3 separate regions of the Homo sapiens genome follow, and all the other regions are linked to region 1. The links are chromatin loops, found by intact Hi-C in ENCODE. Cell type or tissue: PC-3. All regions are shown on one strand.

Region 1 (8,000 bases):
AAATCAAAGAGACTTAAAAAGAAACCCCAATTCCTTTTTAACCTCCAAGTGAGAATGGGTTGAAAAATGAGACACACTCGAGGGGCATGATGAGTTAAACACTGATGTGTCTCATCCTCAGAGAACAGGAAGGGCAGATCACCCGACATCTGGTTAGAAGTCAGCTTCATAATTCATGCAGATATTGTGAAGAAAATTCCTCAGTGAAGCCTGGAAAAATTTAGCTTTGCTCAATGCAAGGGAATAAATCAGCATTGTTTCCGCGTGCAGCCCTTGTTTTAGAAAGCAAGGGTAGCTGTAAGCAATACTGAGTCCCACCTGTGAATGTCCTCTTTCTCTGCCACCCCTACCTCCTCCACCTTCTCCTTTCCTCCTAGTTTTGGGAGTCCTGTAAAATCCTGTATTTACACTGGGATACTGGAAAACTTGGTCATTACCAGCACATAATGACAGGTTGGTTAATTAATGGTGTGCATTCAAAAATGGGAGTAGGACAAACAAGACAGCTAATTTTGATAATGAACAGATTCGAAGCAACCAGATGACAGTGTTCTCTGTATATAGTTCCACACCAGCCATGTTTTTGTTTGGATTCTGTGTTAATTTTAGAAACTGTAAAACACAACATGCCAAATTGGTTGATTGAAATAGTGCTACTTCCCAGAGGCTAACAATCTGTTGTCTCTTGCAAGAGGCAAGAGGTTGCAGCATAAGTGCTTACTTGGTTATAGGCAAGAGCCTCCACGCAAACCGGGGAATTGAGACAGTTGTCCAGGAAATTCAGTGCCTCAGTTAACTGGCTGCTTTGAGTATTTTGATTCTGCTTGATGCCTGTCTGCGTATTCCTTCATTCATTTGTTTATGCTGCCATTCATTACATATTGGTTCAACTCTCTTTGCCAGTATAGACCCAGATTATATTTTGATCGGGAACATTGTCTTTTTAGTCAAAGTTACAAAGAGTATTTTCCCTAAAGACCAGTCAAGGAAGCTGGCCATTTCAAGTAATCTACAAATATTTATTCCTGAAGGAATACTAACTTTTTAGGGACCTTTTAAACCCAACAAAATCTAGTTGCTGGGTTTAAAATGAATAGAAGGAAGGACGGAAGGAAAGAGAGAAGGAAGGAAAGAAGGGAGATGGATTGGTTTGTGATTTTTAATTCAGACAAACTTTGAAGAAACACCCTTTCTTTAAATAATAAATACTGGCTGCTAATTTGTTGAATTTTAAATAATATGATAAAATGGTACTTAAGGAAGCTATACACAACAAAGATAAACATTTTTGCTCTCATGGGATCTCTATTTAAAAGTAGAAAAGATTGTTTTAACAGAGCGTCATATAATAGCAAATATGGTAGCTGGCTTATTAGAAAGTCATAAATGTTTATGTTTGACTCACATTTTGTAAAATGTTGTCACTGAGCGTGGTTATATATGGCAGTTTCTTGTAGTCCGTCTCACTAAAATTAACTGTTCACTAGTAAAAGGTTCACAATACTGGGTATAACTTAATGAGAATTAAAACAAGCTCCTCTTTTCAGCAGAGCTTTTGCTTGAGAGAAAAGTCCCCCCAGAATATCAGGGAGATACTTCAGATAAACATTCAGAATCACCTCCTGGCTAAGCATGTGAGCCAGGAAAAAAAGAAAAAAAAAAAAAAAAAAAAGAAAAAACTCAGTCAAGACCCCCATGGCAAGTGGAAAGGATTTGAAATAGCTCATAATTTGGGCTTTGAGCTATTCTGCAGGGTTGTTAGCTGTTTGGTATGATTCGTTTTATCCAAGAGCAGTTCCGGATTGTCAGGCATCCTCTCTTATTGCAAAGATAAATAAATAGAAATTCAGACATTCGGGGAGAATTTGACTTTTATTTCCTTCTTCCTCATTAGAGCCTATTTGGACCCTCACCCCCACCCCCACCCCCCTTTTAAGCCTTTCCGTTTCATGATAACTCTTTCAAGAAGAGAAACAAGCATAAAACAAACAACAGTTAGAAAGAAGCAACCACCTTGTTGGGGATTCCTGTGAATGTATTTAGAAATGAAACACTTCTTGCTTTTGCTTTAATAAGCATTTAGGAGGCTCTACTATCGGGCCATGAGTAATGAGAAAGAGGTATGGTTTTGATTTACTACTGTAGTTTAAATAGACTTAGAATCCAGTGAAATTGTTTTGTTCTAATTCTATCCATTTTTTTCTCAGTTCACCAACTTCTCAAAGAAAGACTTTCCCCAAGTAGCCGGCATTTTCCCAGTATGATAAGGCAAGCAGCGAGAAAGTTTTGTTGTTGTCTTTGTCTTGCTTTTCCCCACTTCAAGCCTCTGAGGCCCCATGGAAATCCTTGGAGTACACTTGGTTGAGTATGGACCATTCTAAATGAAATACAAATCAAAAGCATCCTTTCACTGGCCCCTTTAGGTTCTTAAGCAGAAGAATGTTCTGATCACTGAAGCCATTTCAAGACCTGAAATTAGAAAGTAATAAAAAATATCACACTCTCCCTGGTGGGTAGGACATATAATTGGTTCCCCAGCAGGACTTCAGCTCCAAGTGAGAAATGCGTAGCCTGTGGATCCTTGCTTTCAGAAGAACCACATGCAAACACTACCAAATAAGTAAAAAATAAGCAAAGGGAAACAGGAAAACCAGAGACAAATTCAGAAATAAATAGCCAAGGGCTAGAAAGAATAAAGAAAAAAAAAAAGCATTAACCCCAGATGTCTTTAAACACAAAAATTTGTGCACAAAACACCAGACGAGACGGTAAGTTTATGTGTTTAGATCAGCTTGGACAAACACCGCTGTTCAGGACTGCAGTTATTTTTTTGGATTCCATTCTGGCTGCAAGATGTTCTTGGGGAGAAAATGGACTGTGCTCACACAATCCTAACTGTTTGGGATTTGACTTAAAAAACTGGCCAGGGCCTTGATTTGCAGCTCACTCTTGGCCTAAGCCCGGCGTTCCAGCCGGTTGGGTTTTGTTGCTCGTGGAGTTTGGAAGCCGAACAGTTGGGGTGTGCTGCGATGGACAGGGCCACTGAGCACACAGAGCCTGGTGCTATGCTGCCACCTTCTGTCTAATGTGTCATAGCAAGAGGTGGCTGAGCTCTGGACTGCCTAGAAAACTCGGTGACTTTCTGCCTTTGAGAGTCAGGTCCTCTATAATCTGCACATTCCGGAGCAGCAGTGCCCTCTCTTCCTGTACACCTGTGGGTTCAAGGCCTTGGGGGCTGGCCCTTTGATAGCTTCTTCCAGAACCCACGCCAGTCTGTTTGTTTGCCTCTCTTCCTCATTCCCTCCCTCTCTCCCTGCCAGATCTTGAAGTTTCCGTAGGTAGAAGGGTCTGGAAAAACGAGGTTGAAGGCAAAGACAGGGCTTTTCGTTTTCAAACGTCAGCACACTCTTGTCTAAATTACTGCCAAAGACAAATGGGATGAAGTGGAGGAAAGGAAAAGTGAGATTGAATAGCAGGAAAAAAGCCCTGACAGCAAGATCTATTGCCCTGTGGAGAGGTGTCCCCAGGGGTGAGCTATTGGTTGAGATATTTAAAACTTGAGTGGACAAAACATTAGACCCTTCACCACAGGGAACAATTCTACAGCAGCCCCTGGGACCTGACCCTCGTGAGCGCAGAGGTCCTTCCCAACTCTAATTTTTTATGATTTCTCAATTGACTTCCCATTCTATAAAAAGTATTCTGTTGCTGCTCAGAAACCCAACTGCTTTGACATTCTGTTTGAGGTCGGGATGGTTTCAATCTACTTTCAGTTGTGTGCAGCATTGAAAATGCCCCTATACCTACTTTTTTTGAGCCAAAGAAATGTAAATTCATATAATTAAGCCTAGAAATATGTATTTGAGGAATGACATAGGGGACACTGCCCTTGACAACTGGCCAAGACATGACTCGCCAAGCACCCGGGGATTTGCTGTACAGCCTTTGACAAATGCTTACCCTTTCTGAGTCACCAGTTTTCATTGGGTTGTCTCACTGGTCAGGATGAGAATATCTGATGCCAGTTGGGAACATTTTGGAAGGACTGTGGTGGTGAAAGAAATAGCTTAGTTCTGCACCTGATTGCCAATCACTCCTTGTTGTGAGGATTGTACACTTCTCAGCTTGCAGGCCTGGATCAGGGGAGACAAAAGGAGGGAGAGAGGTGAGATGTCGGATGTGCGGTCATGGTCTTTGCTTGCAGGTTCTCCCTCCCTGGGGTGACTGGGTTCAGCCATCCAGCTGATTATTTTTAGGCTCTTGTTAATTGCCAGGCATGGAGCTAGGAGCTTGTGTGTCAGAGTGGAAGTGAACAAAAACAGTGGAGAACAAATGGAGTCCTCAGGGATACCTATCTCAGTGGCTTCGAACTGTTCTTAGGGTAAAGTTTAAAATCCCACATTCTGCAAAGCATCAGGTGATCTGGCCCTTCCTGCTTCTTTGATCTCTCCTTGGACCTTTCTCCAGCAGGCTGAGTTCCCTCAATTTTCCTTGGTGAGCTCTGTTTCTTCTCATCTCAGTGCCTGCCTGGGTGCTCAGCCCAGACACTCCTGGTCTTGCCACCCCTTTCACCTGGTCAGTGCTGCTTCTCATCTTTCAGTTCCCAGCTGTAAGGTCTCTTGCCCAGAGACGCCTTCCCAGACCTCTGGGCTGGGGTTCAGTTTCTCCAGCATGTGCCCCTCTGGGCCTTGTCTCATCTCTATCCAAGCACATGCCATTAAGGGTGAGTGCAGGACTGGAGGTTTACTATGGATCTCCTTGCCAGCCCATGCTCCGTGTGACAGGCAACTCGCTTGTCTTGTCTTTGCCTCGCAGGGCCTCCCACAGGGCCTTGTTCAAAGTATAGCTGTTGAGTGGATGAACAAATGAAAGGCTGAATGAATGAAGTGCTATAACATTGGTAGGCACTGTTGCAGAGGTTGAGATAAGGAATTGCACCCGGAAGGGCTTCCTGTAGGAAAAGTTAAGAGTTTCTCTGTTAAGAAAGGTCTGGGGGCAGTTTCTACTGGTTACCCTCCTCACCCCATCCCCACCAGCCTAGGAATGGGGTCAGTTTAAAATTTCTCATTGTAAAATAATACATAGCTGTAGTAAGAAATTCAAACATTACTGAAATGTATAAGCACTAAAAGTCACCATCCTTGCCCCTACAGACATCCTACCCTTTTGGGGATAACCATTACTTCCCTTCCTCCCTCCCAGATGTTTTCTTTATACCTTTTCCTCAGTTGTGGAATTATTTTAAAGTGTTTTATTCTGCCCCAAAAGGTGTATGACAATGTCCTAGAGGGCCTGACTCATTATTTTACTCAACTGGGGATTTGGGGAAAGTCTGGAAAAGTTTGCAGGCCAGAGTTTATTTCCTAGGAGCCAATTTCCCAGCCCTGGGACACAGGGGTTTTGGTCTGGAGAGACCTTTTTCAGTAAGTACAGTGACTATTGATTTCTGCCACAAAGAAGATTGATATGCCAGGAAATCTTAATAGTATGGAAAATATGAATAGTTTGAATGCATTTATGCTCAATAATTCTCAAGTTTAGGGATCGCTTTAATTACACACACACACACACACACACACACACACACACACACACACACACACACAAACCCTGGAGCACAGATGTTGGTCTTCTTTATGATGAGCAGGATAGGGTGAAAGGGGAAGAGTTAGTGATGAGAGCTGATGTTGGTGAGGGCCCTTCATCGGGCTAAGTGCTCTCTCTATATGTATCATTTTATTCAAGTTCCCTGACAACCTTGTGAACTGGGCCCTGCTATTGTCATTCCCAGTTTACAGATGAGGGAACTGAGAGTCAGAGAATTGAAGTATCTTACTCACGGTCAGCAAAACAAGTGAGGGTCGGAGCTAGGACTTCCACCCAGGCCAACTGGCATGAGAGCCTGCAGGCTTAACTACAAAGCAGTTTTGGCACCTGCCTAAGTTTAAGACTGCGGGATGGGATATGGAATCAGAAGACCTAGCTGTATTCCCTCTTAGCTATAGGAGCTAAAATATTCTCATTTCTCAGAATGTCAGTCTCAACCCTTATAAATGAGGATGATAATTGCCATCCCACAGGGTAATTGGAGCTACTAAATGGAAGTTTTTGGTCAACTCCAGCACACTGTTCCATTTTTATGAATGCCTCTTAGGTGGCCGGGAGTTCAAGACCAGCCTGGCCAACATGGTGAGAGCCCGTCTCTACTAAAAATACAAAAATTAGTCAGGCATGGTGGCACATGCCTGTAATCCCAGCTTCTTGGGAGGCTGAGGCATGAGAATTGCTTGGATGCTTGAACCCGGGAGGCAGAGGTTGCAGTGAGCCGAGATTATGCCACTGGACTCCAGCCTGGATGACAGCAAGACTCTGTCTCCAAAAAATAAATAAATAAATAAATAAATAAATAAATAAATAGAAAAGAAAGAAAGAATGCCTCTTAGCTAATTTCACAGTGGCACTTCTCAAGATGGCTAAGATTGGTAGGAACCCTTGAGTAGAACAATTCTAAACGACAGGAATCTCCCATGTCAAAAAAGGGGTGGCTGGAGAGTAATGGCTGTCCTTCTTTTTTTTTTTTTTTTTTTGAGACAGAGTCTTGCTCTGTCACCCAGGCTGGAGTGCAGTGGCACGATTTCGGCTCACTGCAAGCTCCTCCTCCTGGGTTCACACCATTCTCCTGCCTCAGCCTCCCGAGTAGCTGGGACTACAGGGGCCCGCCACCACACCTGACTAACTTTTTAAAATATTTTTAGTAGAGACGGGGTTTCACCGTGTTAGCCAGGATGGTCTCAATCTCCTGACCTCGTGATCCACCCACCTCGGCCTCCCAAAGTGCTGGGATTACAGGTGTGAGAGTAATGGCTGTCCTTCTAACCACACCGTCCACTCCCGGTCTCTTTCTCATTCCCGTCTCCAGCTGCATGGTCATTAGTGATGTAGCTTTGTGTCCATGGCAGTCTTTATGATGACTGCTTTCTTTTTTTACAATTATTTTATTGTCTTTGTGAAGCGATTCGTGCCTCCTGTGAACAGTCAAATAACACAGAAAAGTAAAAATAACCATATTTTAAAATACTCACCTCAGTGCTTTCAAGACACTTCATTTTTTGGTTCTTGGCATGTGGGTTATAGACTGTATTACTCAGAATAGATTTTAAAAATAGCATACAAATACCGTCCTTCCCCGAAATCACGGTGAGGAAGGACTTGTTGTGAGATGTTAGTAGGCAGAGTAAATAAGCAAAGAAAATCCTCTTGAATGAATCAGGTGGGTCTCCCCACCTGCTGCTTTGGGTTATTCGAGTTTCAACACTATGCAAGGGGAAAACTGACCTTGGTTTATAGCATGCCTTGTGAAATGTCTATTTTTTTTTCTTTAAAAAACCAAACACTGGCAGAGAATGTAAATGTGCCTTCTCTCCCTCTCCATGGCCTCTTTCCTCTAGCAAACACGTGAAATCTCACACATATTCACGTGCATGGGGGCCGACTGTCTGATTCAAGATGACAAGGCTGTTCTCCATGTGTCTGTCAAAGAAGCCAAACTCCAAAAGGCAAACAAGACCAGATGGGAAACCACAGGACCAGCCCCCTGCCTTTGCAGTGTGTTGTCACCTCACTTGGGTGGACAGCCGGTGCAGAGATGAAGAGGGTCTACCCTGTTTCTGAGTTGCATTTAGCAAATAGGATGGCTTTCTACTCCTAACTCATAGGGCATCACCAGCCCACGGCTTTCCTTAGCTTGACCACCTACAAGCCACTGGCTGGGTCCCTCCACGGCTTACCAGCTTTACCTTCCCTGCTGCAGAACAGATTCTAGAAAAGAACTCAGGTCCACTGTGCGAGAAACAGAACAGGCCAGCTGCAGTTGTTTATTGTGGATTCCTGGACTGCCTTCCTGGCTTAAGTCTGTGAGGCGAGGGGAGATCATGGAGTTCTTCCTCGCTTTGGCTGTTTCAATATCTGCATAGATGCTTTCTTCTAGTGAACAAACAGAC
Region 2 (8,000 bases), 68 kb after region 1:
TCCAACTGAATCAAAAAACAGTAGGCAGAAAAGGTGATTGAATATTTTTGGAAAGGTGTTTAAAGTTTGGGTGGACGGGGTTGAACAGGAAAGGTGCAAAATTGTCTTTAGTCCAAGGAAGGCACAAAAATGAAAAGATTAAAAATAAAAGGGGGTCTCCCATGACAAAGACGGACTTTGTAAGGAAAAATGAGAATTAGGCAAGGTGCAAGGTAGGAAAAGACCAACAAGCATTTATGGAGCGTTCTTAAAGATCACCCTCCACCTCGAGATGGCAGGTTTAGCCACATTCTCCCAGTGAGTAAGGGCGTTGTCACTGTAATTTAGACCATACAAATGATGTCAACTTGAAAGCCCTCCGGAAACTTCTCTGCAGGTTTTATCTAATATGTTTTTACCTAATTCGTTTCCTATAAAGGCTACAGATATATTGTGTTTGCCTTCTAAGGTTGTTGAGAACTAGAACAAGTGTGACAATTGGAGAAAGTACAGTCAGGAAAAGCCGATCTCTTTCACGGAAGGGACTCTGTTTCATTCCTCTTTATCTCCCCATTACTTTTCAGTTTGACACAAATTAGGTACTCATAAATGTTCTTTGAATGAACAAATTAACTTGCTTGTTTCAGGTCATAAAGTGAGTCATTGCCTGGGACAGCTTTCCTCTACTATGTTCCCAGATACAACAGAGAGTTACAAGTATTTGAGGCAAATAGGAGTCTGTGATCAAATGAGATTTGGTCTTAGGGAGCCACAGTGCACGTTAACATAATAAAGGCTCCAAGAAGTCCTGCAATAAAAAGCCCATGTAACTTTTTCTAACTCTGCACTTCTGAAAACTTTTTCTGACCATGGAACCCCTTTATTTCATAGAACAAAAGCTTCAGCATCTTGCAGAACCAGTGTTCCTCAGAACACGTTCAGGAGCTTGAGTTAATGAGGCAAAGAAGAATGGCAGAGAGCTCAGCAAAAACAAAAGGAGAGAGAGATGTTTCCTGGGATACATGGGAGTGATAACTGCAGGCACTTTGGTAGTGCCAGAACACAACCTATCAAGTGGGAAGGGATGAACAAAGAGGTTTGAGAGTGTGTGATGGGGCTATTCCTGCAGAGCACACTGGCCTGCCATGCCATGGAGCTTAGGTTTAACCAACTAGACCCTTTGGAGTCCTGGCTCTCTGCACAGTGCCGTAGAATGATGGGGTCACATTTGAGGTCTAGGCAGGCTGTTCTGGTGGTTGGGTGGAGAGTGGGTTAGAAGAGGACATACAGGATGACCAATTAGGTGGTTGCCTTGGTGTTTGGGTAGAAGATGGACTCTGATCAGCAGGCAGTGCATGGTTTCTCTTACATCTTAAATTTCTCATAGCATGATTTCTCTTACATCTACAGCGTAAAACAATCGTGATTGATATTACGTGTCAAATAAATTTCCAATAAAATTTTCATTGTAATCTCAGCACCCAATTTACTGATCTATTTTGGGAATGCTTCTACATTACACAGGATGCTTTTAGGTCTAAGAGACAGAAACTCAACTCAAACTTGTATACACACCAAAAGAAATATATTAACTCACATAATTGGGAAAGTCCATATAGTCAGACTTAGAAGATGTCACCGGGATTCTCTGTCCTACCTTCTCTTCTGCCTGCTTTCCTCTGGGCTGGCTTCAGTCTCAGGTGGCTCTCCCCATGTGGGGGCAACTTGGCCACCAGCACTTCCAGGCTGAGGGGCAAACAGTTTAGCTGCCTCCACAGAAAGTACATTGTCCACCAGTTCCAGCAAAACCTCAGGATTGATTTTCTCTGGGTCTGGCTGAAGATACATACCCACCTCTGAAACAATCACTTCTCCAGGGTGTGAAGTCCATGTATGGATCTTCCCTGGGCTTCACACCCTGGAGGAGTGACTGTTTCAGAGGATGGGTGTCACATGCCCATCCCCAGAGATGGTGAATGGAGTTGGACTAATTCAGACCAGAAAACGGAGAGTAAGGAAGGGGTGGCCCCCAAAGGAAAACTCAGGATGCTATTATGAGAAGAGGTGGGAATGGATGCTGGGCCGGCAGAAACATCAGATGTCCACTACAAGTTACCGAACATGTCTTGAGGGGAAAATAAGTTAGCTGTTTGAGTCATACTTGATACCCCATTGACCCAAACCCTCCAACCTCAAATATTCTGGCAATATATTTTTTTCTTTATTAGAGAACCACTTCAACCAATGCTCTGCCAGGATGTCCTAAAAACCAAGGTGGCAAGAAGAGCGCAGGAGCACCTTGCATGCGGAGCTGAGCTGAGACCCCACCTTCTTCAGCTCAGCAGGGTTGGTGGATGTTACTGTTGTCCTGCTTGAGTAGAGAAAGCTCTTTGGAGACATTAGTATTTCCCTCTCCTGTGACCTAAAAAGGGCCTTCCCTCAGGGGTCTCACTGGGGTTAACTTCACCCCTGATTGGCTTGAGACAATGAGACCTTCCTCAAGCTCAGATGAGCTGGGAACAGTGCTGGAATGGGGTCCAAGCCCTCAGGGACCCCCTGTCCCACAGATTAGCAATCCACCCACCCAAGTCAGCTCACCTAGGGGAAGTTGAGCATGGGCTGGTCAGAAGCAAACAGCATCATAAAAGCTGGTAGAATAGCCATTTCATAGTTTTCTAGCATCCTAGTTTGTTCACACACGGAGCTGACAGATGGCCCATTTGGACTGAATTGGGCATTGGCCCAATTCAACAAACATTTACGTGCCTTTTTTTTTTTTTTTTTTTTTTTTGGCTTGGGGACAAGCTAAGTAGTAACATTCTAGTCGATTTCATCAAACCAGTTAACACAGCTTTGTGCTGTGAGGAGACTTCAGGCTTTGGAGTCAGACTGACCTGGGTTTAAGCCCAGTTCCATCACATATTTGCTGTGTGGCCTTTGGCCTTCATTTCCTCATCTGTAAAATGGGGATGCTAATACAAGGGCCTCTGTCTCAGGGCTGCCATGAGGGTTACACGAGGTGACGTATATCAGGACCCATAGCCCCACCATAGAAGACACTCAGCCAAGGCAGTGGCCTCGTTTCCTTCCTCCCTCAGCTGACTCTCTGCTGACTTGACTCACCAGATGGTTGGACAAGTCCTTTTCCTGCTATATCGAGATGGGCACTGACTGTATCTTGAATGGTCTTAGATAGCATCTGATAGCACTGATACTCAGTTGAGTTAACTCTCTGAACAACTCCTTCGGGTAGTAGAAAGAGGAAGGAGTTATTAGATGAAAATTGGCCATCATTTAGCCAAACACACATCTTGAAAGGCAGCCTGGGGCTTTAATTATGACTCCAAATGCGGGTTCAAGCCTGTATATTTAGCTTTGATCATTGTGGCATCTAGATCCAATAATCATAGCAGACACCAGGTACTCAGCTAAATACTTAACACTGTTTCCATACTTCATTAATGCCCACCACAGTCCTGTGGTGATACCGATAATATTATTCCTTTTTACAGATGAGGACGTGAGACTCTGAGAGGTTAAGTCAAGGCTGCCACATCAGTTGCATGCGTAGTCCATGTGACTAGTACCCCCTGGCACTGTGGGTGCATAACAGTAACGAAAATAGCAGGCAGCACTCATTTGGAATCCGCAATATGCCACACATTCTCACATGTATTAATTCTTTAATCCTCTTGCAAAACTCAGAGACCACACACCAAGGTCAACAGCTAATAAGTGACGAATCTTTTAGAGTCTCCTCCATAACACCCTACACTTTTCCTACATAGCACTTTAAAAGAAAATAATTTCAACTTTTATTTTAGACTCAGGAGGTACATGTGCAGGTTTTTTACATGGGTATTTTGCACGATGCTGAGGTGTGGGGTACGATTGATCCCATTACCCAGGTAATGAGGATAGTACCCAGTAGTTACTTTTTCAGCCCTTGGTCCCTTCCGTCCCTGCTCCTCTAGTCCCCAGTGTCTATTATTGTCATCTTTACATCCAGGGGTACTCAATGTTTAGCTCCCACTTATAAGTGAGAACCCTACACAGCACTTCTTGATTAATCTTGATTAATTCTACCCCCTCCCATTAGATGCAAGCTCCCTGACAGCAGAATAGTCATTCTTGTGTCCCCAGGACCTGGCAGAACACTAGGCTCATAGAAGGTGCTGAATAAATCTTTATTGAAAAACGAATGAATGAATGAGGTGTGTAAGTCAGATACCAGGAAGAGTTTTCACGGCAAAAAAAAAAAAAAAAAAAGCTGTCCTTTATTTCACACCAAATGATGGGAGCATATGTGCGGGGTGGCAGTGGGGTGGGAGCCTGAATGCTGGCATTGGTGCCCGGCCATGCCCCATCGATGAAGTCCTCTGGGGCACACAGACTGAGGCTGGCAGGGACGAACTTTCTAAAGCACCACAAAGTTCCTTGGCCCCCACACAACGTCTGGCCCCAAAGCCTTCATTTCTCAGATAAACAAAGACAATCCAGCCCAACTTCCAACCTGGCCACCGGCCAACAGGCACTTGGGTTCAAGACTGATTTTGTTGAAACAGCTGAATGTGCACCAGGCAGACCCGGCCCTTCTGCTCTGGATCCCTTCTCTCTGTCTCTGGCTGAAGACGAGAGCATCCTGGGGTCGGGACTCTTAATCCTCCTAACCTAAGGGAGGATGTGCGCCTGACACAGGGCCAAGGCCCCCCGACACCCTGATGCGCGGCCCCGGGCCCATCTGGAATGTTCAGAAATGCTGCCATCTTGTGGCGCCTGCAGGCCGGAGCAAGGCACCTTCCGGCTGATCTTGAAGTTGATTCCTAGAAGATGTTGCTCCAAATAAGCACACACAGACTGTGTGCATTTGCATTGCCACATGCTAAGCCGCCTATACCACCCACTCACTGCTACCCCAGGTGTGTTATCTGCTTTGGGCCAGCCTGAGGTAAAACTGTCAACACTGAAAATCATTACCTTTGGCACCTCCCAGCTCTCCGGAAGTTATCTGGTCTGTAGACAACAAGTCCCTGAGGGAAGTGGGTGGGGCACAGGGCAGGTAAGTTTTGACAGAAAAGGAAACTGGGCACAAAGTCTAAGGTGCTACAACAACAACAACAACAACAACAACAACAACAAAAAGATGGGCCCTACAGGAGCCTGCTGAGCACAGAGTTACTGAGTTGAGCTGTTGGAATCACAGTGGTAAGGGGCCCTCCCCGCTGGTGCAACAAGACACAACAGAGTGTAGTTATTGTGCACTTGGACCCTCGGGTTAGCTAACCTGAGTTTGAGTCCCCATTCCACCACTTGGTAGCTTTGTGACCCTGGTGAAGTTGCTTAACCTCTCTGTGCCTCCATGTTTTCAACTATAGAATGAGGGAAATAAGTTGTAATTACCACAAAGGATAGTTTTAAGGATTCAGTGATATTTGTAAAATATTTATATAGTGTTGGTGCATTATAATTGTTAAATAAAAATTAAATCAAATGTTGTGTAGATTTGGAAGCAGGATTAATTTATCCCGTACCTATTTTATTCAGCACCCTTGCCCAGTGCTAGGTGTCAGAGGTGCAGAAATGGAGTTCCAATTGTGGCATATATACAGTTACTAGGGAGCAGAGGTGAAGGCAGGCTGAGGTTTAAGCAACTACCTTATTATTCCCCAGCTGTGAAGCCCTGGCAAATGTCCGTTCCCCATCCTGAGTCTGTTTCCCCATCTTTGTGTTACTGGTGGAGGATGTCCAGGTTCTTGTTGTTTTGAACAAAGAATTGGACAAAATGCACAAACGAAAGAATGAAGCACCAAAGCAGATTTATTCAAAGGAAAGTACACTCCACAGAGTGTACTCTACAGAGTGGGAGCGGGCTTCAGCAAGTGGCTCAAGAGTGCTGGTTACAGAACTTTCTGGGGTTTTAATACCCTCTAGAGGATTCTCATTGGCTACTTGATTTACACCCTGTGTAAATGAAGTGGTGGCCCGTGACCAGTCTGATTGGTCATGGAAGGTGAAGTTACATCCAACGCAAATGAAATTACAAAGTTACATCCTATGCAAATGTCTGATTGATTGTGGGAGGGGACCAGAGACTGAAGTGAAGTTACAAAGTTTCACCTGTATGCAAATGAAGACTAGGCCCGCAACAGGACTTTCCATTTTTTCATCTATGACATAGAAAGCAGGGAGTGCAAAGGGAGTAGCCTCTGATCGTTTTGTTACTTGAACATGGAAAGTTGGGGTTTTCCTTTCAATTCAGTTCCAGGAAGTCAGTGCAAATCAGCCTTAGGTTCCCTGCCCCCACACCCCATTCTCCTGTCTCATTTGAAATGAGGGTATTGGACTATGACAGTGTTTCTTCATCCTGGCTCCTCATTCAAATCACCTAGGGGGCTTTTAAAAACTATCAACACTGGGCCTTACACTTTCCCACTCTGACACTGATAATATTTAGTCAACAAATATTATGTGAGAATCCAGGCTGGGAACAGTTTCTGCTAGGCACTGGGCTCCCTCTGGGGTAGAGTTAGAGGATGTCATCCTGTCCTTGAAATAGTCTCAGCCCATGGAGAAGTGCAAGTATGCAGGCAACTTACTGAACACAAGTGGAGACTGAGGCATGTCATGAAAGAAATCTATACCAGGACTCAGAAGGGAAGGCAGAGGCAAGAGATGGCTCTTCCACCTTGGAGGTGGGGTTGAAACTGTTGCAGGTAGCACCTGAGTTAGCCAGAAAAAAATAAGGGCAGAGGGGACAGTTTCTCCCAAGACTTCCTAGCCCATCCACATGAGAAAATCAAATTGAGCCTTTATTACCACACATTTTTAATAAAGGAAAGAGATAGATAACAAAGAAGGAAGTAGAAACTCGCACAGTCTGCCATCCCAGCATCCATCCTGGGTCCCAAGGCAGGGTGCTCTTCTGGTCGAGGGGTTCAGTCCCAGGAGGGTTACAGCAGATGCTGGATGCGGTATTAGTGACCTCTCCCGGACCACAGTCCCATGCCTGCTGGGACCCTATTTCTCCAAAGCAAAAAGCCAAAGGACTGAAAGTGCACAGGTCACTTCTGCCCACAATCATTGGTGAGAACTAACTAAACACAGCCAGCTCCTGGCACACCAGTTAAGCAAGCGGCCTCTGCAGCTCAGCACATACTTGGGACATATGCTTCCCGCTTATAGCTCTTGCAGTTCAACAACACAATTCATGCTTCCTCTTTCCCCATCTCCCAGGTGAGAACATCACAAATAGAACTTTCAAGAATGCAGTCTATGGGGATGAGGAAAGGCTTTGTAGAGGAGGTAGCGTGAAGGGTGGTGGGGCCCAAAGGACCAATGTATAGGCTGTATGCTGTTTGCCGAATTTCTCAGCTCTTTGCCATCCATGCTAGGCTTGTATTTCCTTTGTTGTCCCTGTGTAGCCTTGTGGTTAGTTCTGACCAATGCGTGTGGGCAGACGTGACCTGTGTCACTTTTGGGCCAGAGCACTAGACCCTCCAAAGCCCTCTCATTCTCTCTGATACAGTGACTATATTGTTTGAAATGATAGCTGCTCTGCCACTCTAGGCCCCTCCGTGATTACGATGAACAGAACCCCCTGCCAACCATGATGAACTTGGAGGATGGGCAAAGAGATAAATCATGTTATTTTAAGTCACTGTGTTTGGGGGCTGTTTGTTACTATAGCATAGCTTAGCCCATTCTGACTGATACAATGGTCATGATTTAGATGAATGACTGGCTATCAGAGAAGAAGATGTGATTTTGAACCAGTCACGTTTCTTCTCTGGTCTTCACTTTTCTCTTGACATGGTGACATCGTCCTGGAAGGCTGAGCCTACACTCAGAAAGGAGGGAAAAGAAAGAGTCGCATGCAACTTTTATACAATAGGTCCACATAGACCTCTGTGTGTCTTTTCACACTAACCTGAGGAAATGGAAGAGCAGGTGAACTTTCCACTTGTTGAGGTTGGAGAAGGATGACTCCTCTGCGTTCCTGGTTTCCCACTTCATCCCCACCC
Region 3 (8,000 bases), 130 kb after region 1:
TTTGGATTTCAGAATGACAGGAAGGAATTTTGAACCTGTATTATCATTCATGCCCAGTCAACAGATCAGGAAACTGAGATTGAATGTGTCCATTATTTGCTATATCTCGCTGTCTTCTAATTTTCAGCAACTGTTTCAAGATTTACTCCATCTCTTTTGGGCCAATACTCAAATCTTTTTTGAATCTGAGTTTAGCCACTCCAGGCTTTGGCCCAGCCCCTGCCAGTCGTTCTCCCTGGACTCACCAGCCGGCTGCTGTGGCTGAGTCTCCAGTGCCCAGCTGGGTTCCCCACCCATCGACATGGGGACTTGCCTTCCTCTCTCCCTTGATCTAAACCTAGTTCTTTCTCCTTGTCTCCTCAAAAAGGAATATCTCTGGGCAAACAAAAGGCAAAAATATGGTTCACTTTTACTAAAATGAAACACTTATGGACTCCCCTGCCTGGGACTCCCACCATGGATTGGGAGCTGTTACTGGTGTCTCCAGAACATTCTGCATCTGTCAGACAGTAAATGTTTTGAAGGAGCAGCGAAGGCGCTCTGTCCAAATGCACACATACGTAAGAAACACTGGCTTGCAGGTGGTTCAGAGAATAAAGGAGTCAAATGGTCGTAATAGAGGCGGGTGGGCCTTGCCATGACTCTGAGTTGCACATGGGTACACGCAGGGAAGAAGTATTTGCAGGTGAGGCCCAGGTGAACACTGCATGCAGGCAGCAGGTGGTAAGATGGTGAGTTGGGTCCATTCACCCATGGGAGGGAGTGTGGGTGGCTGAGAGTAGGGGATGGCAGAGTCCACATCAGCTCCTGCTCAAAACCAGAAGCATCTGTGATTGTTGATGCCCTCTCTTTCCTAATTTCTAGCCAAGGGGAAGTGAGTGGTCCAGGACCAGGAGGTCAAAGCTATGGAGGAATTAGGTGGGTGTGCGGGGCTGGGCATGGTGGCCCTCCCTGCTCTGGCTGGGCTGCTGTTCTGCACGGTGATGGATGACTGCTGGCTCCTCAATGAATCACCAATTACCAGCTAACAGGGGTTTGTGGGCCCTTGCTGGTGGCTCTGTGGGGCTGCAGAGAGTTGGGGAACCACCAAATTTGACTTCTGCCTCTTCAGACAGCTCGTGACTGCCTTTCAAGAAGGTAAAAAAGCTTCACTATTCAGAAAGCGAGTGGCCGAGAGAGCTAGGGATAGAAGAGCAAGCAAGCTCAATCACGCCTAGGCAGAAAGAAAACTTTTGCTGAACTGCAGAAGTTCTGTAGTTTACTTGGCTCCCCCGCTGACCCAACTAATGTTCTAACTTTCAAAGAACCAGGTAGGAGTCTGACATGCTCACGGAGAAAAGAGACAGAAAAATCAAATCTTCCCTGAGAACTTTTAAAGTTACTTTCTTCTCTCCATTTCTGAAGGGACTTGGGTCCAAGTTCTTGCCCAGAGAAAAATTGCTCCTGAGAGCTCAGGGAGTGCAGAGAGAGCGTGTGCTTGGGAAGATGCCCCCAGGGGCAGAGGGAATTCTGATAAGGACCCTATAAACAAGAGATGATGCAGATAACAAAACCCCACCCTGGCCCTCAATGGCTCTGAGCCAGGCCCTGTGCTGAGGCTGAGTGTGGGGAACATTATGCTTTGTTATCAATTCTAAAACAAGACTCCACTTCATATTTTGATATCACCAACATTTGGATGTCTCTTACAATTCGTGGCATGTCAGCGTTAAATCCTAGTTTAATTCACAGCATTTTTTTTTTTACTTTTTCCAGTGGTATTTAAAATAATAGTGCATTTTATCACCTGTGGCACCTTAGATTTCTGCAAGTCGGGCTATACCCTATCTTACATATGAGGCCTGGAGAGGTTAGGAAACCTGCCTAAGGCCACACAGCCACTATTTGGACTTGAAACAAGGTGTATCTGGCTCTCAGTCACTGGCTTTCAGTGGGACTAGAGCTGGAGGTCCCATCCTTGCAGGGAAGGGAATGTCCACTCTCCAGGCAAGCATGAGGAGGGACGGGGGGCTTGCAAATCTGGCCCAGCCTGCTGGGCTACTGAATGGGAAGTGCGGTGATGGGACACCGGCAGCACAGGGCTGGTCTCTGTTTCCTGCACACAAGATTCTGTTTTTGTCACTGCTTAGCTCTTAAGCATCTGTTAGTTTTCAGAATCTGCCTCTGAGTTAGAGTCACTTTAACTCAGAGTAACCACATTATCAAAGAAAAAAATAATGGGAATCTTTTGGATCAAGAGTGACTAATTCTTTCAGGGAGGCAGTGTGGAACTGGAAAGAGGCCAAAGATTGAAGTTTGGTACGTCCGGGTTTGAATCCTGATTCTTGCTGCTAAAAGCAAGCTGGCAAGTTGCCTAGACTCTCTGAGCCTCGGTGTTTTCATCTGTAAGATGGGAACAATGACGCCACCTACCTGGAAGTACTGCTGTGAAGATTTTGTGTGTGGAAAATGTCCGGGGCATGGTAGGTGCTTGTTAATCGAAGTTACTATTTTATTGTTGTTCTTATATCTTATCCTGAGGATGATGATGATGATGAAGAAGATGATGAGGATGAATGGACCCAGCAGGGCCTTCTCTCAGTTGTCACACATCTCTGACACTCTCCCCTCCTGGGGCTCGGCCACCCCTGTCCACTTTGCTCCCCAGTTGCTGGGTGGATGTCCTCCCTCTCAGCCTCCTGGCCGGAGGTGCAGCCCTGACTGCGATCCGGGCAAACCCTCTACCGGCCCAGCATGCCCAGGCTCTGGCTCCCTTTGAGAATGGTCCCTTCTGTGAAGAGGTGGCTGAGAGGGGCCGTGAGGGTACCTTTAACGCCCCCAGGGGCCGGCTCCCGCATGGCACTTCCTCCTTCGTTCATTTCAGGCCTCTCAACTCCCAGCTTTTGTGGGTTAAGGGGCAGCACCAGAGGAAACAGCAGTGACAGCCTTGCCCAATAGTGTCTAGGTGTTGTTCACACACTGGGATTTCCTACTGAGGGATGGAGGGCACTCAACTTCCCCCATGGGGTCCTTGGGAGGTTAAGTTGTAGCCCTTTGCCCAGGTGCTCCCAGCGCCCCGACATACCTAATGTGCCCCCAAGACACTCATGCAAGTTGGAGTCCATAACTTAGGCCCTCACTTGGGACCCAAGTATACAGACAGTTACCTCTGTATTCTGTCAACCTCACCACAAGCCAACAGAGACCCAGAGAGGTTAAATGTCAAGTCCAAGTTCACAGAGCCAAGATGCAGACAAAGCCTAGATTTGAATGGCCATGTGAGCTCTGGCCCCTTCCTATACCCAGTGACTCAGGTCAACTGGCAGGATAGCTGTTGTTTGCCATAGAATCTGGGCAAGGCTTAAGCAGCAGAAAAGGGGAAAGGGCCATTTGGGGAAAAGAGCTCAGGGAGAAAAAGCAGGGCTGGAAACCCACCTGCTCGGGGACTGTGGCTGCTTTTCTGAAGACAGAGCTGGGCCCTCAGCCCGCCTCCAGCCCAGTGCAGGAGGGGGCTGGGAGGGCCCCTCATGTTCCTACCCAGCCTTGCACAGGCCCCTTTGGGCTTGCTCCAGAGGAAGATCCTGAATGGTCTGGCTGGAAACTCCCACAAATCTGCTCAGGAAGGCTATCATCACAAGAACTTTCTAGAAAAGGAGGTCCCCATTGCTCCCTTTTAGTCAGAGCCTAGAGCTCCACTCCCATGGATGGTTATAAACCTGACCGAAGAAGACAGGGGAGCGTTTCAGGAATCTCATTCCAAAAATAGCCATCAAATTTCAAATTCCAGCCCACAGCAAGCAGTACAAAGATTCATATCCGCTCCAGTGATGTCTCTGGCTGCCATTCCCTCCTCCCTTTGTCTGGGATTCCTGCCCCAGCCCCCGCACTGGCCCCTGCCATCTCTATTTAGTGAGCTCCCAGACCTTCTCCAAGACCCTGTGCAAATGTCACCTCCTCAGAGATGCCCTCCTGACTCTCTTAGAGCACAGTGCCTCCTCTGGTGCTTCCGATGCCTCTTGGAAACCTGTACTAGGTCTCTCAGTGTACTTGCCCATCATCTCCCCTAGATAGTACAGTGCTTGTAATACAGTAGGTGCTCAATAAATGCAGGTGGAACAAATGCATGCATGCATAAATGGCCATTTTAGCTTCGTTTATGCTGGAAGTTGCAGGGAAGTCATTAGATCTTTGCATCAGCCTGTTGAAGTGCATTTCATCTGAAGATTGTATGACAGTGGTCATAATAAAAGAAACAGTAATTGCTGCCAAGGTCTCTGCTCGCTTGTGAAGCCTGGATGGAGAGGCTGGTCGGACTTGGTCCTGGTAGCCTTGTCTTTACTGTCCTCTTGTGGCCAAAAGTTGCTGCTGCATCTGGAAAAGCTGGCAATTTCAATGAGGCCACAGGGGGATATTTTTACCTGTTGGAGCACAATCTTTTTGGGATCCCTGAGTCATTTTGAGCCCAGTTCCCCATAGACTGTATGTAATGTGATCCTCCTTCTCGGGCCTTGAAAATATGTTAAAATAAATAATAAGCAGCAATTGATAGGGCCTGAGCAGCCGCAAAAAGAGCATTAGAGACTCCATCAACTCTGACTTAGGCCTGTGTTAGGTACTTGGGTGTGGAAGGGAAAAATATAACAAAGTGTGTGACAAATTTATGCACTCAGAGACTTTGCTGTCTATTTCTAACACCTTCATCAAAAGTGAACAATACCATACACTAATAAACAAAAATACCCATTCATCTAGTAGCCAAGGTTTGGAATCAAATGGCCCTGGATGTGTATCCTGGCCCCACCACTGATTGCCTAGGTGACCTCGAAGGAGTCACTTCGTTGCTCTGAATGTCGTTTCCTCATCTGCAAGATGGCCTTTTAGGTGTACCCCCTTCCTCCTTCGCAAAACTATAATGATTAACTGAGATGACATGTGTCAAGCCTTAGCATGGTGCCAGCACAGAGTAAGTTCTCATAAAAGCTAGCCATTATTGTTACAAGTAAGGTTTTTAATTGTCTGATGCAGAGAGAGAACCGGGTGAGATGTGATAAAAACCTGGGTAAATAGACTCTTCAACATGGTTTGTTTTTTTGTTTGTTTGTTTTTCGTTTTTTGTTTTGTTTTGTTTCGTTTTGTTTTGAGACAGCGTTTTGCTCTGTCACCCAGGCTGGAGTGCAGTGGTGCGATCTCGGCTCACTACAGCCTCCACCTCCTGGGTTCAAGCAATTCTCCTGTCTCAGCCTCTCAAGTAGCTGGGACTACAGGCATGTGCCATCATGCCCAGCTGATTTTTGTATTTTTAGTAGAGCCAGGGTTTTGCCATGTTGACCAGGCTGGTTTTGAACTCCTGGCCTCAAGCGATCCACCTGCCTCAGCCTCCCAAAGTGCTAGAATTACAGGCATAAACCACCGAGCCCAGCACCACCATGGCTTTTTTAAAGGCAGATATCTCAGGTATTTTTCTTCTCAGAGCCCATTGCAATCCTGTGTTTATTATTAATATGATAAATTGGTCATGGGCAAGGTGATCCATAGGGCTGCCATTGTCCCAGGCTGCATGGAGGAGGCAGGCTGCTATCAGTTGGCTCTAGCCAGAGTCTGTTTGCTTCGCTCTTTCCCGCCTTACGCATGGCAGACATCACTAATCGATTACAGATCTCTTTCACATAGATCATGAATATAATTTCAGAATTATTCTCATAATACAGCTCCAGGCAGTTATAACAGTTAAGCAGAATGGGAAAATGGCATACAATCTAATTTACCTTTCCAGCTCTTGGCACATGGGTAGATTAAAGATGTATAGAGGAAGGAGGAGAGCATTTTAGCTGGAGGCAGTAAAGGAAGTTGAATTATGAGTGAGAGATCTGATAGGAAAAGGAAGGAAATTAAAGACAGGCTGGGTTATGGAGCCCCTTGACTTCAGGCTGACTTAAAGCAGTAGGCAACAGGGAATCGCCAAAGGCTGCTGGGCAAGAAACCGTGGTAACGGTCCTATGGGGGCAAGATATCTCTGGCAGCCAGTGCCAGGTGGATTGCAAAGGGACTGAGTAGGAGGGCTGGAACTCAGGACAAGCTGCTGAGGGATGCTGGAAAGGAAAGCTTGGTGGACGCGCTGACTCCTGGCACATTAAGAATGAAGAAAGTGGTGCCATCCAAATGGTTTCTCCGACCTTGACCTCCACAGGCTGGGAGAATAACAGCACCTCCACCAGGAAGTGTGGTTGGGCACCGAGGAGAGAATGTGCTTTGTTTCAGGCATGTGGATTTGGAGAGCCTTTGGGACATCTATGCAATTTCCTGTGGGCAGCTGTAAATGGGAGACTGGAGCCAGAGCTAGAGCTACAGATATTAGAAAGAAAAGAGAGAAAAATAGTTCATGCTTTCTGGGCCCAGCCTCGCTTTTACTCAAAGCAGTTTGGGTAGGAAAAGAAAGAGCACATTCAGGAAAAAGACGAACTGGGCGAAGGTCATGGCTTAATTAAGAGGCATTCACTGCGATATGGTTATTCCAAAAGACACTGCATATCTGGGTCAAGTATCCTTTTCACAATAACACCTAAAATGAGTAGGAAAAATTTTTTTTGGTAACAGGGAACAGTAAGTCTCATGCACAGGAGTCCTAATGTCCCTGTTGCTAAGAAAGAAAGTACATATTTCACTGAAATACCCGAACAATCAGAAGGGAGGTCAGAGGGACAATTCCTTTATTAGAAGACTCCATTTCCTAATGGGTAATAAAGTCACTTGGACTCTAAGGTCAAACAGACCTAGATTTGAACCTCAGCTCCACTACTTCCTTGCTGTGTGACCTTGGGCAAGATACTTAACCTCTCTGAACCTTGGTTCCTTCATCCATAAAGTGGAGATAATAGAGTACCTAATTCACAGGGCTGTGGTGGTAACCAAATGAAATAATGCATATAAAAGTCTAGTCTAGTACTGGACACATAACAAGCATTGAGTGCATGAGAATTGTCTTCTATCCAATACCTAACATTTTAAAGATTTTAAACAGACAGTGCATATTTTCATCACTGACATGATTTCTGGGAAGTCCTCTGAGGGACACAGAGAAAATCTAACCTGATATGAACCAACAGGGTGCATTTCTTTTGTCTAAGTCCTCCAGTAAGGGACAAAGTAGGAGAGGCTTCAGGAATCCATAGATTAACAGCAGCTGGCCATGGTCCATCAGTGTGTTCTTCTGGGAGGGGCTGGAGGGTTCCATTGTCTGGTCTCCTGCGTCTTTGCCATTTCTACCGGTTTACATGATGCAGGCATTCCTGAGGGGTCACGTGGACCTGTGCTATGGGCCCCTTGACCTGTAGGTGGGGATGCTCTACCAAACCAAAGGAGACATCTCTAAGCCATGGCCAGTAAACAGAGAAGGTCTTCTTGCCTCAGGCCTATTTTTGAGGAGATCTTTGGAGAATGTTTACCACTGATGGCCAGCATCAGTGGTAAAATTAAAAATCTGGAAGGTTCTGGAAGGTTCCAGTTTAGGCTAGAAAGACAATGTATTGCGGAAGGGTTAAGTGTGCTATATAATAATACCTAACATTTACTGAGCAATTACTATGTGCCAGGAACTGTTCTAGGTATGTTCCAACTTTACTCCATCCTCACTAAGACCTATCAGGGAATAACCATCCCCATTGTACAGATGGGTGACTGATGCTCAGAGATGTTAAATAGCTTGCCTCAGCTTTCACAGTTACTAAGGGGCAGATGCAACATTTGAACCCAGGGAGACTGATTGCAGAGCCTGCACTCTTAACTACTGTGCTGTAGCCCTGTGCCAGGGCTGGGCTTCAGACTTGAAGGGGAAGGGCTGTCGTGGGGATCCTGAGCTTCTGAAGAGAGGCTCTGCTGGTAAAGGAGTTGCCCGTTAAGTCCTGAGTTCCCAGAGCCTGAGCCCAGATAAAGAGCTGTTCCCTTAGCTGTTCCCAGAGATGAGTCATCCTCAGGAAGCCACTGACTCTTCTCAGGGCTCCTGTCCTTTCATCTCCTTGTCCCCT

Evidence for each region. Peaks named below come from ENCODE experiments on the same cell type or tissue, not always from the same donor. Only the 100,000 strongest peaks of a DNase experiment are listed, where the experiment ranks them.
Region 2: it touches region 1 in a loop (9-fold over the local background); 5 of 110 quality-filtered maps call a loop at or near these places.
Region 3: a loop joins it to region 1, with 10 times the contacts of the local background. A loop is called at or near these places in 24 of 110 quality-filtered maps.

Annotation. Positions count from the first base shown.
Region 1 is chr10:113,382,262-113,390,261 of GRCh38, forward strand. No RefSeq gene overlaps it. Among named protein-coding and RNA genes, the nearest start is that of HABP2, 170 kb to the right of the region's middle. RefSeq lists an enhancer at 1-391 and a silencer at 3,049-3,158. In PC-3, a CTCF peak has its summit at 3,083 (motif pointing left); DNase peaks (open chromatin) are centred at 3,080 and 3,970; H3K4me3 peaks cover 994 bases; H3K27ac peaks cover 4,001 bases.
Region 2 is chr10:113,449,945-113,457,944 of GRCh38, forward strand. No RefSeq gene overlaps it. Among named protein-coding and RNA genes, the nearest start is that of HABP2, 99 kb to the right of the region's middle. RefSeq lists enhancers at 4,095-4,595, 4,566-4,860. In PC-3, CTCF peaks have their summits at 4,743 (motif pointing left) and 4,944; no DNase peak of the experiment used is centred here.
Region 3 is chr10:113,517,060-113,525,059 of GRCh38, forward strand. No RefSeq gene overlaps it. Among named protein-coding and RNA genes, the nearest start is that of HABP2, 32 kb to the right of the region's middle. In PC-3, a CTCF peak has its summit at 4,333 (motif pointing left); a DNase peak (open chromatin) is centred at 4,312.